2 separate regions of the Homo sapiens genome follow, and region 2 is linked to region 1. The links are chromatin loops, found by intact Hi-C in ENCODE. Cell type or tissue: mammary epithelial cell. All regions are shown on one strand. Links, peaks and the distances in the headings refer to the core of each region. The heading gives the core; the rest is flanking DNA.

The links. Peaks named below come from ENCODE experiments on the same cell type or tissue, not always from the same donor. Only the 100,000 strongest peaks of a DNase experiment are listed, where the experiment ranks them.
Region 2: it touches region 1 in a loop (4-fold over the local background); 3 of 110 quality-filtered maps call a loop at or near these places.

What each region holds. Positions count from the first base shown.
Region 1 is chr10:121,752,569-121,755,500 of GRCh38, forward strand. All of the region lies in intron 11 of ATE1 (arginyltransferase 1), which reads right to left. Among named protein-coding and RNA genes, the nearest start is that of FGFR2, 160 kb to the left of the region's middle. RefSeq lists an enhancer at 1,683-1,742. In mammary epithelial cell, for the core only: a CTCF peak has its summit at 1,354; DNase peaks (open chromatin) are centred at 1,373 and 1,743; H3K27ac peaks cover 1,979 bases.
Region 2 is chr10:121,822,449-121,825,380 of GRCh38, forward strand. The region is part of intron 10 of ATE1 (arginyltransferase 1); the gene reads right to left. Among named protein-coding and RNA genes, the nearest start is that of ATE1, 100 kb to the right of the region's middle. In mammary epithelial cell, for the core only: a CTCF peak has its summit at 1,678 (motif pointing right); no DNase peak of the experiment used is centred there.

The DNA of each region.
Region 1 (2,932 bases), core at 341-2,840:
CAACCCATTTTAATTTTTGTATATGGTGTGAAGTAGGGGGCCAATTTCATTTTTTTGAAAGATGCAGGACCATTTGTTGAAAGGCTGTATCCTTTTCCCTGAATTGTCTTGGCATCCTTTTTGAAAACTAACTGACCATAAACATGAGGGTTTATTTCTGGACTCTCAACTCTAGTCCACAGATCTGTATGTCTACCTGCATGCCAGGACCACATAGTGTTAACTTTATTATTCTTTTTAAAGATTGTTTTGGCTATCCTGGGTTCCTTTCATTTCCATGTGAATTTTATGATTGTCAGTTTCTGCAGGGAAGCCAGCTGGGATTTTAATAGATCACTGCTCTGAATCTGTAAATGAATTTGAGGAGTACTACCATCTTAACAATATTAAGTCTCCTGATCCATGGACATGGGATGTTTTCTTCACTTATTTAGGTCTTCTGTAATTTCTTTGAACAATGTTTTGTATTTTCCAGAATATAATTTTTGCATTGCTCTGTTAAATTTATTCCTAACAATTCTATTTTAATGCTGTTGTAAACGCAACTGTTGATAATTTCATTTTTAAATTGCTCACTGTTTAAGTGTGTAGGATAAAATTGATTTCTGTGTATGCTGAACTCATTTTATTTGATAGTTCTTTACATTCTTTAGGATTTTCTATGTACAAGGTCATGTCATCTGAGAATAGAGACAGTGTTTCTTCTTCCTTTCCAATCTGAATGCCTTTTATTTCATTTTCTTGCTGAACTGGCATGGCTAAAATATAATATTTCAAAGGAAAAAAATCTATGCAATTTAGTTAAACTCATGATATGTTGATTAAAAACAACATTGGCTCCCAAAAGTCACATAACAAAATATAAATTATATAATTTATCAAGATGATTCTAGCCAGAAAGAACTCCAGGTTAATTTTGATATTATGGTCATTTGGTATCAAAGTCCAGTAAAAGGTCACCAGAGAAAAGCAGAAAGAATGCAAAAATCAGGCAATTGCATACAAAAAAATCACATCAACTTTATCACCTCAGCACATATACTGCTGGTAGGATCTGTAAATACTGGCCAAGTAAAATGCTAATAAAATCTCTTATGATGATGAATAAGGACTCTCAAATTTCTATTCTATGTTTTGACCCCTAAATACTCATCTTAGACACTTCCTATTTCACCGTTTATCTTTATCCTAATAAAGGCGAGGCTTAAAAACTCATAGAATATAATGAAAGAAACGTAAATTAAAACATGCTATTACAGGATTTCTCAAAGATGAGAGGGAAGTTGGTTTATGTGCTGGGGCTGGGCCAAAGAGACATTTGTGAGTTCAGGCTGGCAGGACTGGGCCAATTCTGCCCCATGTGGTCAAGAAATTAGTTACATACAAGGGAACTGAGCATATAAATAAATATACTGAGAAAATGGGGAGGCCAGATTTCTCAGTCAGAGAATGGAGCTACAAGTATGGAAAAGGAGAAGACTAGAACAAACTGTTGTGCTGGATTAAAATTCCAGATACTGGTGAAAACCCATGACTTTTATACCCTGATATAGACATACAGATACACAGGTAGATATAAACGTATGTGTATAAACTCACATATATTGCCTAGATCTGTCTGCTGAGAGGGCTTAGAAGCAATGAAACCCCGGTAGCAATGAGCATACTTATTACTCACATCTTGTATTCTGAATATTACTCTTCACAAAAAATAACTAGGGCTCCTTGGAGACGTGACTAATTATAGAACTGAGTCAGAGAAAGTATAAGATGAGTCTGAAATATTTTGTGCCAGAAAGGAAGTGCTCAAAAAATGATGGGGACTTGTCAAAAGAAAACATGAGTCACCCTGAAAAGGCTCCTACTGGCCAAATCTGAGACAATTTGAGCATTCAAAATAAATAATGAAAGTAACAATTTTATAACACATTGATTAGAATGAGATTCCGTGAGTCAATATAAACAACAAACAGGGAAAGAGGACTGCTTTTCCTTATTGTAGAATGCCAACTAATAAAAGTAGAAGTAGTGATAGAATTAGAAAATCATCATTTGGCAGCCATCTCAGTAATAAGTGATTGAGGCAAGAATCGTCAATGGATGTAAAAACCAGTAGATATAAGTCTGACACAATAGGATATTTACACCATCTCAGGACAGCTTTCTACAAAATATTTACCAATTACTTATTAACATGTACAAAATACTTATCAACTTTACAGTGGAGAAACCTGGTACATTCCACTTCCCCAAGTGATAAAAATTCAAGTCACAGTACAGAGATGAATTAACACTGTATACCTCCTGATATGATGCAATACAAACCCAGCATCACTTCTAGGGTGTTCTTGCCAAAGCTATGTGACCTGAATCTAATTACAAAGAAATACTTGATGAACACAAATGAAAAACTACAAAGTGACTGGACTCTTCAAAAATATCGAGGTAACAAAAGACAAGGATATACTATGGTATTGTTCTAGACAAAAGGGGCCTAAAAAGACACAACAATAAATGTAACACAGGATCCTCACTTGAACCTTAGGTCTAAAAAAACAGAGAGAAAAGTAACATAGGCTTGTGTATGTGTGTATGCATTTTTGTGCTATAAAGGACATTACAGGGAAAATCTGTAACACTTGTACAGGGTGTGTGGATTAGATGGTAACATCTCAATGTTACTTTCCTGGTTTTGATGGCCATGTCTAGTAATGTAAAAAAAAGTGTCCTTGTTTTCAGCTAATACACACTGGGATACTGAAGGACAGTGGTGCAATATATCAGAAACTTATTCTCAAATGGTTTAGAAAAAAATACAGAGTAAAACAGAAAAAGTGATAAGGCAAATGTGGTAACACGTTAATAACTGGGGAGTCTGAGTGAAGGGTATGCATATGTTCTTTGTATTATTCTTGTCATTTTCCTGTAAATT
Region 2 (2,932 bases), core at 193-2,692, 70 kb after region 1:
GGTGGTTGCACAGGTGTGCTCACTTTGTGAAAATTCATCAAGCTGTATATGTAAGATTGGCACAGTTTTCTGTATTTATATCACACCTCAATAAGTTTACTTAAAAAGAAACTACAGGTAGGTAAGAGACACGAATTCACAGAAAACATAAGCTGTACTACTGAAAGGGAACTTCTAAAATTTTTCCTAACTCCACAGTTTTGATTCGTACCACATCTTCCGTGCACAGTACTCATAACTTTCCTTCATTTTTTCATTTTTATCCATGCAGAGTCACCTTTCACATGCAATGCAGGCTCCCCAAAAAAAATTTTTTTTAATTCCACTGAGTACCTTATTTGCCAATTAATTTGCTGGGCACTGGTGACAGTGACAGGTAAGACACAGTTTGCTCACAAATGGACAAGCAGTGATCATGTCTAATGTTCCTTTTGTCTGGGCATCTCTCACGATGTTTTATAGGAGAGGCCCTCCATAAACACTGACTCATCATATACACCTAAAAACAACCAGAGTCCAAGGAGAACTACAGATAAAGCACTTAAAAATGAGAAGAGGTCGGCCAGGCATGGTGGCTCATGCTTGTAATCCCAGCACTTTGGGAGGCCAAGGTGGGTGGATCACAAGGTCAGGAGATCGAGACCATCCTGGCTAACACAGTGCAACCCCATCTCTACTAAAAATACAAAAAATTAGCCAGGCACGGTGGCGGGCGCCTTTAGTCCCAGCTACTCAGTAGGCTGAGGCAGGAGAATGACATGAACCCGGGAGGCAGAGCTTGCAGTGAGCTGAGATCGCACCACTGCATTACAGCCTGGGCGACAGAACAAGACTTCCTCTCAAAAAAAAACAAAAACAAAACAAAACAAAACAAATAATGAGAAGAGGTCATGGAAGTGAAGAGATTACCTCCAGCTTTAGAATGTAGGGAGTAGAGAAGGTGAAGGTGAAGTGGGGAAAACACAGAGAATGACTTCCTGGGAAAACCTGTGCATGAACTTGGTCTGGAAAAGCAGTTCGTACTTCTACACGCAGGGGCAAGTGAAAAACATCTCAGTGCAAGACAACACACAGAGCTTGGAGGCAGAAAAGTTTCCGTGCACACAGATAGTGCCCAGCAGCCAGAGCATGGGCTATGCAAGAGAAGGAAGCACATTTCCTTCTTCAGTAGGCCAGGGTAGAGCTCAGACATTAGCATTTTCTAGAAAGCTCCACAGATACTGATTCTTTTCCAAGGTTGGGAATCAGGCACTACATCAAGCTTTCTAGTTCATTGTAAAGAGAGAGATTAGACAAAGGATCAGAAAAATATACACGATTAAATGTACTTGAATTCCCCTTAAAACTTACCTTTAATTAACATGGCAAGTGCTTTAGGATACTCCAAAATTGAAAGTTTTATACACCTTATCATATATCTGATAAGCAATGCCATTTACATGAATTTCAATTCTTAAGTTCAAACTCTTCTCGTGGGTAAAATTAAAATGTGAGTTAAGGCAAACTCTGGGCAAGCTAACCATCTTGAGCTTCAATTTTCTCATCTGTAATGAGAAGCTTAGAACAGTAAAGAACTGCTTTGACTCTGGTGTGGCAAAATTCCCCACATGTGACAGTGTTCTAAATAAGAATTTGTGATGACCATGAGAATTCTTTTACCTCCCACTACCTCTAGGGGGCATCAAAAATCCCTTACTAAATTCTCCTGTGGTAATTTTTCTCACTGACTACGTCTAATTCACAGGACATCTGACATCAAGAAAACATGCTGAATCAAAAGAATCCAGTATTTTGTCCTGTGCTGTGGGTTAACTGATGAGATCATTTGTATTCCTTTCAGTCCAGTAGTAGCAAAGTCACCTACCACGTGTGTCCACATGCATCACCCCGGCCTGCAAGGCTATAGTGAAATAACATTTACCAACGTGTTTGGTCAGGAAACTTTGAAAAGCTTGGAAACTTGGGGGTTTCAGTAGTGCATGATTTTGCAGACGCAGCTCTGTTAATTCCATTTTTTTGTAGGTGCTTACTATCATAATAGTAAGGCCAAGCACCTACTTTTGGGCAAAGCCCTGCAGAATTCCAATTCTCACAATCAAGCTGAGACATTCACATAAGCATAATTAATCACAGACGGATTTAGCCTTTTGTTTCTTTTCTGACATTTCAGAACTCTTTCTGATGTTTCAATGATCTGATGTCTGGCCACATCATGATACCAAACAGACCGCCTGAAATCACTTTGTCTACTTTGGACAGCATACATGTCTGTATAAAAAATTCAGTCAAAATACCTTCTTCAGATCATAGAATGGCCTTACACAGCACTCTGAGAGATAATATGGGGGAAAAAATTTAATTATGCCTAACAACATTTCTATATACTCTAATTTTCATTTTCAAATGTAATCATTTTGAAATGAGAAGGGGTTAAAAAGAGAGAACTAAGCTTTGCATGCAAATAATAAATATTTGAAAAGCATGGGAAACCCTATGTTTACAGTAAAAAAAAAAAGTGAATAGCTATTTTCAAGCATACGCCAAAAAGGAGACAAAGTAAAGAAAAAAAGGAAAAAAGCCTATATATAAAATTTTGAGATGTGAAATTAATACAGTAATTTTAAGAATGGATTAATTTTAAAAGAAATTATAATTTCCACCAACCACCTTCCACTTTAATTTAAATATTAAGTTATATAATAATTTATTAAATAATATAGTTTCCACTAATTCCCAAGATGGAATTATGGGAAATAAAGTAAGGTTAATATGATGAGTATCATTAGGCACACAATTAAAATCTGAATGAAGGTTGAAAGGACTCATTTCTATTGAAGTTTTCTTTCCAACAATACAGGTTACAAATATGACACACAGACAGAAATGTTTAAACCAACAGCTCAGTTAAAAATATATTTCATATCTCAGTTTA